Regions from separate parts of the Homo sapiens genome. Here all the other regions are linked to region 2. A link is a contact called in ENCODE Hi-C or POLR2A ChIA-PET data. All regions are on one chromosome and are shown on one strand. Each heading gives the region's core, a stretch centred on a gene start or an enhancer-like site at or near the end of the contact. The rest is flanking DNA. Distances are from core to core; before and after follow the strand shown. Region 1 holds the start of TBC1D22A (TBC1 domain family member 22A). Region 2 has its middle 180 kb from the start of MIR3201. Region 3 has its middle 39 kb from the start of GRAMD4.

Region 1 (3,863 bases), core at 47-2,546, 1.3 Mb before region 2:
AATGTTACTTACCAGTAAATGAAGAGGCATGGGAAATTGTTATTATTTTTGAGACGGAGTTTCGCTCTGTCGCCCAGCCTGGAGTGCAGTGGCACGATCTGGGCTCACTGCAAGCTCTGCCTCACGGGTTCACGCTATTCTCCTGCCTCAGCCTCCAGGGAAATTCTTAATCAGAAAATATGTCTTAGATTTTTGTTTTAAAAGAGAACTGGCAGGAGCTCCAAATACACTAAAGCTCCAGTCTGAAATGACAGTCCCTGAGCATTCAATCTTTGGTCTAAGAAGCACAGAAATGTAATGCAAACCAGACACGGTTTTTTTAGTGATTTTCTGCACACACACACACACACACACACACACACAGTAAAAAGATCTAGTCATAACGTGTGCACCTGCAGTTCCAACTACTGGGGAGGGTGAGGCAGGAGGATCACTAGAGGGCAGGAGTTCGAGACTAGCCTGGGCAACATAGCAAGACACCCACCCCCAGTCCCCCCCGGAAAAAAAGAATAAAAAAGGTAAAAATAATTTTAAAAAGAGTAAAAGGAATGTAAAAATAATTTTAATGCATTTTATTTAATCCAATACATTAAAAATGTTACCTAACATGCAAACAATATACAAATTATTTTATACGACGTCTTTGGAATCCTGTATTTTACACGTAAAGCGCATCTCACTCCGGACTAGCCAGGTTTCAAGCACGTGATAGCCGCACAAGGCTGGAACCCAGGCCTGGGGAATTAATTCTTGTCCTCGGTGCTCAAACCATTCTTCCCTTCAAGCCTGGCCTAATCCCCAGTCTCTCTCATCTCTTCGAATACGCTCCGCGGTTATGCCCCTCACCTCACTGCACTGCAAATATTTCGTCCACTGAGTATTTGCTGATCGTCACTCAGTGCCGGGTGACCCAGCTTGACCAGCACCCGCAGCCGCCCTGCCACTGTTGGGCCGGGTATGGTGTGTCTGGCTTCCCTCTGTTCTGGGCCGGCTCCGAAACGCGCTCAAGAGAAATCGGAATCAGACACGGGGCAGTTCAGCTTTGGAAATGAGGAGCTCGAGGCTCCTGGGAGTCCGTTGCGGGCAGGTGGGCGCCGCTGTTGTGTCGGGAGAGCCAGGAGCGACAGACTCAAACTCAGAAACCCAACCACCTCCGCTCCCTCCGCGATGCGTGTAACGTGCGTTGCGCGGCGTCGCCCTTTAATAACGACGGGCGCTCGGAGTGCTGCGTCACTCGCCACCAGGGACTTAGGCGGGACTTCCGGGCGCGCGTAGGCACAACTTCCGGAAGGAGGCGGAAGAGCTTCTCGGCTCTAGGCTCTGGAGTCCCGGGAGCAGTGAGGGGCCACCCGGGGCACAGGAAAGGGCCGCTAGGGGAGGGCCGGGTGCACTCGGGGTGTCTGGGCCGCGGGTCTGAGGGATGAGGAGGGGCCATGGCCAGCGACGGGGCCAGGAAGCAATTCTGGAAGCGCAGCAACAGCAAGCTCCCGGGCAGGTGGGTGTGCCGCGGAGGGCCAGGTCGGGGTCAGGGGTCAGAGGTCAGGTGGCCGCGTTGGCCTCCTGGGCTGCGGGTGGAGTCGGGGGTCTGGAGAGGGCAACTTGGACTCTGAGGAGACTGCTGGATGGTGTGACGGGCGTTGGGGGGCTCGGAGGTCGGAGCGTGGGGTCTGGGGGTGACAGTGGCTGCACGTAGGATCGAGGCTTGCAAGGACGAGGAGGAGCTATTGGCGTTTTTCCTGACACTGGCAGGCTTCTTTCCGAGAAACTCCTGGGCTCCTTGGGGAGGCTGGAAGGAACTGATTCGGGTCATGCTGTGAAGTTTGGTGGAGTCCGGAAGCTGGCCGGGCTGAGGCCCCCCGTCTGCTGGGTGGATCAGTTTCTGCAGGGGGTGTGGTGTTTTTGACCCACTTGATTTGCCTGTGGTCTCTTGAGGGCTGCGGCTCTTGCCTTGAGCATAGAAGAGGACTAGAGTTTCCCTGTGAGTTTCCATGTTTCTGCTTGCTGGTGTCAAAACCACCTCCTATGTTGTGTTAGCAGGAAGTTTTTTTTTTTTTTTTTTTTTTTTTTTTTTTTTTCTTCGGCTGGAATGACCTGGGTACACCCTAGATGCTATACAGCTCCAGAGCTCCAGAGTCCTTGTCTGATTGCTGTGGCGCTGAGCTATGCCAGGGCCCTAGGGAATGAGACATTACGTGGAGGGTACCTAGGATAAAATCAGCCACTGGTGAAAACAGATCAGAGATAAGCAAACGTCAAGATTTCAGAACATAGTTCTGTTCCAAAGCTGAAGTCTGGAATGCTGAAAATTATGAATTGTGTTACGAAGATAAGTCTGAGTAGAATCATTCATAAACACAGTAAAATGGTTTGTACTCCTGTTTCATAATAAATATTATTGTTTGAGTGTTTGAATGATAAACTTTGGAATTTACTGCATCCAGTTAGAAAAGTTTACTTTTGGCCAGGTGTGGCGGCTCACGCCTGTAATCCCAGCACTTTGGGAGGTCGAGGTGGACAGATCACCTGAGGTCAGGAGTTTGAGACCAGCCTCACCAACATGGAGAAACCTAGTCTCTACTAAAAATACAAAATTAGCTGGGCATGGTGGCACATGCCTGTAATCCTGGCTACTTGGGAGGCTGAGGCAGGAGAATCACTTGAACCTGGGAGGTGGAGGTTGCAGTGAGCCGAGATCGTTCCATTGCACTCCATCCTGGGCAATAAGAGCGAAACTCTGTCTCAAAAAAAAAAAGGAAAGTTTACTTTTAAGAGTGATCTGGGGGTTAGCAGCGTGAGTTACTGACAGCTCAGACAGTGGCTTTGAGAATGAAGGGAGTCATCAAAGGTGGCCGGAGACCCTATTCGACTCCACAGGACCGTGCTTGATTCGAGAACAGTAAGACCTTTCAACAAAACCAGTGTCAGGGTCCAAGGTGAGTGAAGATTCTGGAATGGTGGTGGGTAGGAGGTCCTGGTAGTGACAGGAACAAATGCTGTAGAACATAAGAGTCCAGGGAAGAGGAGCCACATGACAGTGTAACTTTTATGTGTTACTTTTAGGTCTTAAGGTTTTGGTTCCTCATCAGTCTAAACTCTAATTCTTAATCAGCTTAGATGTAAGAATAACAGAGCTGCTGTGTGGAGTTACAGCAGTGACTCAACCTTTGGATTGAAGGCTGTGGCTCTTGGTAATTTGTCCTTATACTGAGTTGAATTTATGTCCATCTGGAAACTATGGATGTGACATTTGGAAATAGGGTTTTTGCACAAGTAATCAAGGTAAAATGAGGTCATACTGGATGAGGGTGGGCCTTAGTTCGTCAACTAGTATTTTTATAAAAAGAGGGAAATTTGAATACAGAGAGACACACACAGGGAAATGGCCCTATGGAGACAGAAACAGAGATTGGAATAGTACATTTACAAGCCAAGGAAAGCCAGGGGTTGCTGGCAGCCACCAGAAGCTAGAAGAGGCAAGGAAGGATGCTCACCTAGAGACTTGACAGAGAGCATGGCCCTGCAGATGACCACTTGATTTTGGGTTTTTGGCGTTTAAAACTGAGAGAGAATAAGTGTCTGTTGTGTTAAGCCATTCAGTTGGTGGTAATTTGTTATGGCAGCCACAGGAGACTAATACAGTCTCCAGCTTTCTTCTGTGTGAACCTGAAATACCGAACACCAGCTTTCCTTTTCCTCTGACTTTGATGCTATTCTGTGTCTTAGGCACTTTTGAGAGCAGCTTCTGTATTACCTTTGTGAAGTTGGAGTCTTGGAGAGTTCGAGGCTGTCACTGAAGAGGGCAGAAGAAGAAGGAGAGGTTGGGTGCACCAGGAAGGCCTGTGAAGCCTCTGTGTCTCCCATCC
Region 2 (3,671 bases), core at 655-3,154:
GCAAGGCCGAATTGTCTTTGCATACTTCACCCAAAATAACATATTGCAACAGTTTGCATGCCGAAGAGAAGATGAGAACCCATCTGTCTTCTGTTAAACCAGGCACTAGGGAGATTTGCAGAAATATAAAACAATGTCACTCTTCTCCTTAACTTTGGCTTCGTCTTGGAAAACACTTAATTTTAATTAAAAACAGGTTATGTTTACACATCATGAGCTGACTGCAATTTTTATATTAAAAAATATGCAAACACTTAAAACATGTTTCAGTGTTCATTTCTCACATGGTAAATATCGATAGTTATAACTCATGTGAACCCAAGGTTTTTGGGCCTTCAGTGATTTTCAAGAGTGGAAAGGGTTCCTAAGACTAAATCATTTGAGAACCACTGACTCTGGTCAGGAGCGCCCTGGCCACTCCCTTGTTTGCCTTGCAGTGCCTGCGGGATGGCTCTGGGGGGGTTTTGTCCCATTTTTATCCCTTGTGTCAAATTTTTATTGACAAATAAAAATTATGTATATTCAAGGAGTCGAAGTAAGTATTTCAAGGAGTGATTGGCACACTGAACAGGCTCACTGTAGCACTGCTCACAAGGGCCAAGATCCAGAAACAATCTCCATGTGTGTCTATGGAAGACTGCGTACTGTAATGTGATGTATACCCAATGGAACATTATTCAGCCATAAAGAAGGAAGTCCTGCTATTTACAACAACATGGACGGACCTGGAGGCCGTTATGCCAAGTGAAATGAGCCAGGCCCAGAGAGACAAGTCTGGCATGGTCTCCTTCCAGGCCTCATCTCCTTCCAGGCCTTGTCTCCTCAAGGGCGGCATGGCTGGGGCCCAACTTGCCCTGCTCTGTCTCTTTCCTCCCTGCAGGAGCCACCCTGGGTCTCCGCCAGATGTCTGAGGAGCTGTCATCTGGCTGTGGGACTCCGGCTCTTACCACCAGACTGCTGTCCCCAGCATCTGGGCCTGGGAGACAATCCCTTTCCCTCCCACTCCTAGGATTGCTGGAAATTGCTTAACTCCCACCTGCAGGGGGAATGGGGGCCCAGAGACAGGCACAGCAGGCCTGGCAGAGGGCCTGGGGAAAGGCATCCTGGAGCAGCCAGGCTGACGTGGGTTTTGAGGGCTGCATGGAGCCAGCAACTAAGGATGAGGGGCTGGTGCCGCAGTCAGAGAGAAGAGTGTGCATGGATGGGGGAACCGGGTGCAGAGGCAGGGAGGAGGGATGGGAGGGCAGCAGGGGTGGGAGGCAGGCGGGGTGGGGAGAGTGTGCACACCTAGAGGCTCACTGAGCAGGTGGTGCCCCCCGCATATCCTGAGAGCATCTGAGCCCCACAAATTCTGCCCTCCCAGCGTCTCCGTCCCAGGGAGTGGAATCTCTTGCCAAGAGGCCAGCTTTCTGGGCCTGGACTCCTCGTTAGACACCCAGCAGGTCTCCCACCCTCCTTCCTGTCCCAGGAACTGTCCTCTGTTACTAATCTGTCCCATCACAAGCCTCCAAGATGGCCAGCAAGGCTGAGGTCACCTGACTGCAAGGCTGACTCTCGTGGCCTCTTGCCCTAAGCTCACCGTGGCTGCTACATGGCTGTGTCCAGGAATGCCAAGGCCACTACACAGCTGTGTCCGGGACCCTTTCAGGGTCAGAGTTGGAACCTGCTTTCTGCAGGGTCCTGAGCACGGTCCCCTCTTGAAGGGAAGCTGAGCATGCTGGGCTTGCGGCTCTCAGCGGGAGGACGGGGCCAGGCTGAGGACAGCCAGGAGAGCCTGGGCTGCCGCCTCCTTCCTAAGCCCCTAAATCATCTCCGAAGACACATAATTAAACCACAAATCAGATAATCTAAGGGCTCGGGTTTGTTTTGTTTTGTTTTATCACATGTCAGAAGCTGGAACAGCAAGCCGTTCGTCCTCCCACTCCCACAGGGCCAGGATGACTCAGTCCTTCCCCGGCCGGTGGTGCCAGCAGCAGGACGCCAGCCAGAGCCCGTTCCGGGTCACACCCCAGGCCCAGGGCAAGGCACGGCACCTCTCCTGCCTCAGTTTCCTCTTTTGTAAAAGAAGAATGAGAATGGCCTCCCCCTTGGGGCTGCTAAGCACAGACACGGTAAATGCTCAGTGCCTGTGAGCACTGGGATTTTTCTCTGCACCCACGCAGCAGCAGGCTTCTGTTTGTCCACTTGTATGCTTATGGAGACCTAGAATGGGGCTGCAGCTTCACTGCTAAGACCCAGGCCTAGTCTTTTTATCTCTCTGGGCTCAGTCCTTTCACTGGTAGACTGTGGACCCGATCTTCCCCAGGGTCTCTGTTCCATGCCTCCTTGGGCAGGCTATAAGAAAGCGAAAGTCAGCTAAGCCAGGAGACTCGCACAGGACGCAGGGAGAAGGGGCTGGGGTGTGCCTCCCACTGCTCCCAAAGGGCAGAAAGAGGCAGCATAAAGTGGACAAGGGCCTTTGGGTTGTATGGAATACATGGACTTGATCCCAGCTGGTGGGGATGAGAGAGAAAGCAGGTTTGCCCTCTAGGAAAGGAAAATAAATCTTGGCCCCTCCCCGCCCCACCAAAATCACTAAGCTAAAGGGAAAAGTCAAGCTGGGAACTGCTCAGGGCAAACCTGCCTCCCACTCTATTTAAAGCCCCCCACCCTGCTCACTGAGATGAATGCACATCTTATTGCCTCATTTGCAGAGGCTGATCAGAAACTCAAAAGAATGCAACCATTCGTCTCTTGTCTACCTGTGACCTGGAAGCCCCCTCCCCACTTCCATTTGTCCCGCTTTCGCCTCGAGTTGTCCTGCCTTTCCAAGCTGAACTAATGTTCATCTTGCATATGCTGATCAATGTCTCATTTCTCCCTGAAATGTATAAAACCAAACTGTGCCCTGGCCACCTTGGGCACATGTCATCAGGGCCTCCTGAGGCTGTGTCATGGGCGCGTCCTCAACCTTGGCAAAATAAACTTTCTAAATTAACTGAGACCTGTCTCAGATATTCGGGATTCACAGGTCCCTGATCACAGCAGTGAAGTTACATTGCCACCTTCTCAAGTGTGACACAGCACATCCTGCAAAACCAAAAGGCCCCCCTCCCTCCCCATGCACCTGCCTGCACCCTCCTGGTTTTCTGCCTCAGTCCCAGCCCCGTCCTGAGATCTCACGAGGCCTGTTTCTCCAGCTGCTCCCACTGTTCTGCGTTGGAGGTTTCCTTCCTGGGGGATTGACTGGGCCTGCCTGGGTAAGATCGGTTTTCCTACCCCTCTTCTATTTTGGGGAGCCTGTTTTTCTTATATTGATTTTAATTTATACCTGCTTATTTAAAAAGTAAGTTATAAAACTTATTTTATTCTCATGTTTCATCCTTCATCTTCACTGGCATTTTTCCCTGCACCAACTGTGGGCATGAGCCATGTGGGAGTCCGGAGACCCCAGCCCCACCTGGAAGGGGTTTCCCCGTCTGGTAGGACACAGCCAGTGACAGACAGCTGAAGCACCGTGGGCCAGCTCATCTGATGGGATTGGTCTATATAGAAAAAGTAACTTTTCAAATGTTGGGTGTTTCACATCGGAATTGCATGCCGTTGGACACTTTCTGCATTAGCAAGAGTTATGCCTGCTGGATGAAGAAATAAACGCCAAAACCTCAGAGCCATTGTGGAACACAGATCAT
Region 3 (3,494 bases), core at 67-2,566, 1.5 Mb before region 2:
GCCTTCCCCTTAGTACCCTCCTCTTATCTGTGGAGCCCGGCGCCGGCGTTAGGTGATCTTTGCTCTCCGCTCTCCCAGGCTTCACCTTCACCAACTGGAAAACGAGGGAGGAGAATCAGAGCCGGTTTTCCTGAATCACCATTTCTGCTGTAGAATAGAATAGAATAGTGGTTCAGGCTCAATGAAAAGAAAGTGTTATTGGAGCCTAGTGAGCCTCTGCTGCCAGGGAGGGCTGCCAGCCTGAAGCCTGTTTTCTCTTTGGAAGGAGTATCAGAGCAATGTTAGACATGTTACAGAAACAGCAGCACCCCACTTGACGGGTCCTGGTGACTTTCCTGTTATGGGAGAACCTGGGGCCCCGATAGTCCCATGATGTGATCTGTGTTAGTGATTGTGCCATCCGTGTGCCCCCTCCCCTCCCTGGGGGCCACATGAAGCCCCCTTCCATCTCCCCATGTTTCTCTGTTTGGGTATTTCTCTCCGGTAGCCGAATCTACTGGGGTTTATTTGGCATTGGGGTTCCAGTCCTGTCATGACAGGGCTCCGGCCAGGGGCTCATTTTAGGAGGCTGCCCCATCTCGGGGAGCTGGGGAGGCGTCCCTGTATGTGGGCTTCTGTGTGTCAGGTTTGGGGTCTCCTGCCTAGTGGCCATGGTGGGGACTTGGGTATTTACAGAGCTCCTGTTGGTGTGGGCGTGTGCTGGCTGGGAGGGAAGACACCAGGGACTGGCTGGGTGGCCTGGTCACCCCCTGCCTGAGTTCCTGCCTCCTCCCCTGCAAGGCGGCCCAAGAGGCTGCTGCCTGGCCTCTTTAGGGGTAAGGAGACTGTCTCTGCAGAAAGCCCGGGGCAGCAGGGACAGTGTTGGGGTGTGTGGCAGAGCATCCCTGCTCCGACAGAAATTGACAGTGAATTGAGGGAGAGAAGCTGTGGCCGGGTTTAGTGAGTAACAGGCAGAAGGCAGAGGGTGCTCGCTGGGAAGCAGCGTCTCTTGCCTGGCTTGGAGATGGTCATCTGCTGGGCGCCTCCGAGGCCAAGTGGACCACTCACAGTGCTTTCGAAGGCCTCTGGTTTGGGCATCCCACAGGCTGGCTTGGGGTCTCTTTGGCACCACGGTGGGTTTAGATCTGCCTTTTCTTTGCCTTTTGGTGGCACAGCAATGGTCCTGAAAAATACTGCTTGTAAAGGAGTAAAAGTTCAAGTCTTCCACCGTCAGGTGTGGCTGGGGGGTCTGAGAGGAGGCCTGGATCTCCCAAGGGGACAGTTATGTGAACAGAGTGTCACAGGCCTAACCCAGCCCAGCGGGTGGGGCCCAGGCCAGCCTGTCACCTGCTTGGAGCCCTTGGCTGCTGGGGATATGTAATAGTTTAACTTGAGAACTTAGAGGCAGGTCACTCAGACTCTTAGAGACAGAGGTGGCGCAAGAAAATGTGGGTTTCGCCGGGCGCGCTGGCTCACGCCTGTAATCCCAACACTTTGGGAGGCCGAGGCGGGCAGATCACCTGAGGTCGGGAATTCAAGACCAGCCTGACCAACATGGAGAAATCCCCACGTCTACTAAAAATACAAAAAATTAGCCGGGCGTGTTGGCGCATGTCTGTCATCCCAGCTACTTGGGAGGCTGGGGCAGGAGAATCGCTTGAACCCGGGAGGCAGAGGTTGGGGTGAGCTGAGATCGCGCCATTGCACTCCAGCCTGGGCAACAAGAGCGAAACTCCATCTCAAAAAAAAAAAAAAAAAGAAAGAAAGAAAAAAGAAAATGCGTGTTTCCCTAATTGGAGAAAGCCCTGTTGTTTTGCCTTTGGTATCTCGGCATGTGGCAGAGGCCTGGGCGGACACTTTGGGCTGGTAATTCGCCACTAATGACAGTCCCGTCTACAGGGCTACTGTTCTGATTGTTTGGTGTTTGAGTTATAACCTAGGGTTGTGATTATGTTTAAGCCCAGTGATTAAAGTCCCCTGTGGTTACACAGGAAAGGCAGGAAGTACCGGCCTATCAAAAACATTAATAATAGTAATAGAAATCACTCATTCTGCACAGCAGGCCTGCGCTGAGTGTTTCACACGAATTGTCTCAACCAAGTCTGCAGAGCACACAGCTTCACCCCATTTTACAGATGAGGAAACTGAGGCACCGGGAGGCAGTGCCACTTGCCTAAGTCCCCAGTTCGTTCCCGAGCAGAGCTGGGATTTGCACGTGGGTGGCTTTGCCCCCAAGGCTATGCTCATAAACATTGCAGCCTTTCTGCCTTCCTGATAACCCTCCTCTAAGGGGGGTTTTGTGAGAGAAATATCAGCAATAAACTCAAAGTCATGATGAGACTTCTCTTTTTGCTGTCAAATGTGCAGTAAATAGCAAGATTCGGACAGCATGTCCTGCTCAGGGCCAGACAGCCCTCTAAGCATGAGACATGATTTATTTTCGTACCAACTGGAGGTAGGTGCTCTTGTTAGCTGCATTTCACGCAGGAGGAAGCCCTGGCACAGAGCCACAGGTTGCTGCGTGGTAGAGGTGGGTTTGGACCAATGGGCTGTGCTTCTAACCTAAGCCCCATATGCACGGGGGTTGGGCGGAGAGCGTGCTTGATCTTGCTGCTGTGTGTTCTTGGGCAAGACACCTAACCTCTCTGGGCCTCAGTTTGGTCACCTGTAAACGAAGGCCTTGGCCTAGGGTATAGAAGCCAGAGCTTGAGAGCTGGCTCTGGCCTGAGATGGCCGCGTCTGCACCACCTCCCACAGGGAGGCCCAGGTGGGTGGAGAGGCCTGGCTGCCACTTCCCTAGAGGAAGCAGGTCTACTGAGGAGCAGTGCTGGGGCCTTGGCTGGGGCTGGGTGGGGCTGGGTGTGGAGGCCATGGGTGGTCGAGGAGTGAGGGCTTCTGGGATGCACTTTGCAGTGGCCGAGTCACTGCCCTCTGTGAAGTGAGGTCCAAGGAGGCAGAGCGTGGGGCTGCTGGGAAACCGTGAAGCTTTGTGCTTGGTGAATTGTTACTTGTCCCTGGGGAACAGGAGGGACAAGAGACTCTGCTTGGGACTCTGTGCCACCAAACTCCCGAGAAGCTGCAGTGGGAGAAGCTGAATGCTGGGCAGCGGGCGGTTAGGAGGCTCCAGGAAACGGCTCAGCCTCTCTTGGTGGGTTCCCCTGCCGGCCGTTCCTGGGACCTCTCTGCTCCACGTCCCCCCTCCAGGGAGGCCTCCCATGAGTGCCCCAGCTGTGCCTCTGCTGTCACTGCTCTCCTCTTCCTGAGGTTCTTGTTTGTCTACTGTTTACCACGCTTCCCTTCTAGAAGGTGGGCTCCTGAAGTTAGGGGTCTCTGCTCATGTCCAGCGACCTGGAGCGGCACCTCATTATGCCTGGTATCCTGGGACCCTGGCTCGGGTCTGAGCTGGGCTGTGGAGTTGGGTAGGGCCAGGAGCCAGGCTGGGAGTGAATTTGTTTGTTCCTCACTCTTGGTGTTGACCTTGGCCACCTGGCTGAGGTGTGTTTGTCAGCGTCTTT

The links. A loop is a pair of places that touch in the nucleus more often than their neighbours do. ChIA-PET counts read pairs that join two places held with the same protein, here RNA polymerase II (POLR2A). Pooled maps may share reads with other maps.
Region 1: a map with no recorded cell type shows a loop between it and region 2 (4-fold over the local background). The contact joins the promoter of TBC1D22A here to the enhancer-like site in region 2. A Hi-C loop is called at or near these places in 12 of 37 single-sample maps with no recorded cell type and 5 of 50 pooled maps. POLR2A ChIA-PET finds 5 or more read pairs at or near these places in 1 of 52 experiments (B cell).
Region 3: a pooled map shows a loop between it and region 2 (6-fold over the local background). The contact joins two enhancer-like sites. A Hi-C loop is called at or near these places in 5 of 37 single-sample maps with no recorded cell type and 5 of 50 pooled maps.

What each region holds. Positions count from the first base shown.
Region 1 is chr22:46,761,354-46,765,216 of GRCh38, forward strand. It overlaps TBC1D22A (TBC1 domain family member 22A), which reads left to right and starts at 1,297. Exons shown (of 13, transcript NM_014346.5): 1 at 1,297-1,495. The coding sequence starts at 1,434. It overlaps TBC1D22A-DT (TBC1D22A divergent transcript), which reads right to left and starts at 1,175. Exons shown (of 1, transcript NR_186691.1): 1 at 558-1,175. RefSeq lists enhancers at 344-1,178, 915-1,044, 1,745-1,824, 2,755-2,824, 2,865-2,944 and 1 more and a silencer at 1,945-2,004.
Region 2 is chr22:48,088,355-48,092,025 of GRCh38, forward strand. No RefSeq gene overlaps it. Among named protein-coding and RNA genes, the nearest start is that of MIR3201, 180 kb to the right of the region's middle. RefSeq lists enhancers at 1,900-1,979, 2,010-2,259. Within about 2 kb of position 1,905, at least 6 of the 41 ENCODE cell types and tissues checked have a DNase peak (open chromatin) inside an H3K27ac peak, as active enhancers do.
Region 3 is chr22:46,579,248-46,582,741 of GRCh38, forward strand. It overlaps a transcript of GRAMD4 not described here. Among named protein-coding and RNA genes, the nearest start is that of GRAMD4, 39 kb to the right of the region's middle. RefSeq lists enhancers at 2,601-2,680, 3,399-3,494. Within about 2 kb of position 1,317, at least 10 of the 41 ENCODE cell types and tissues checked have a DNase peak (open chromatin) inside an H3K27ac peak, as active enhancers do.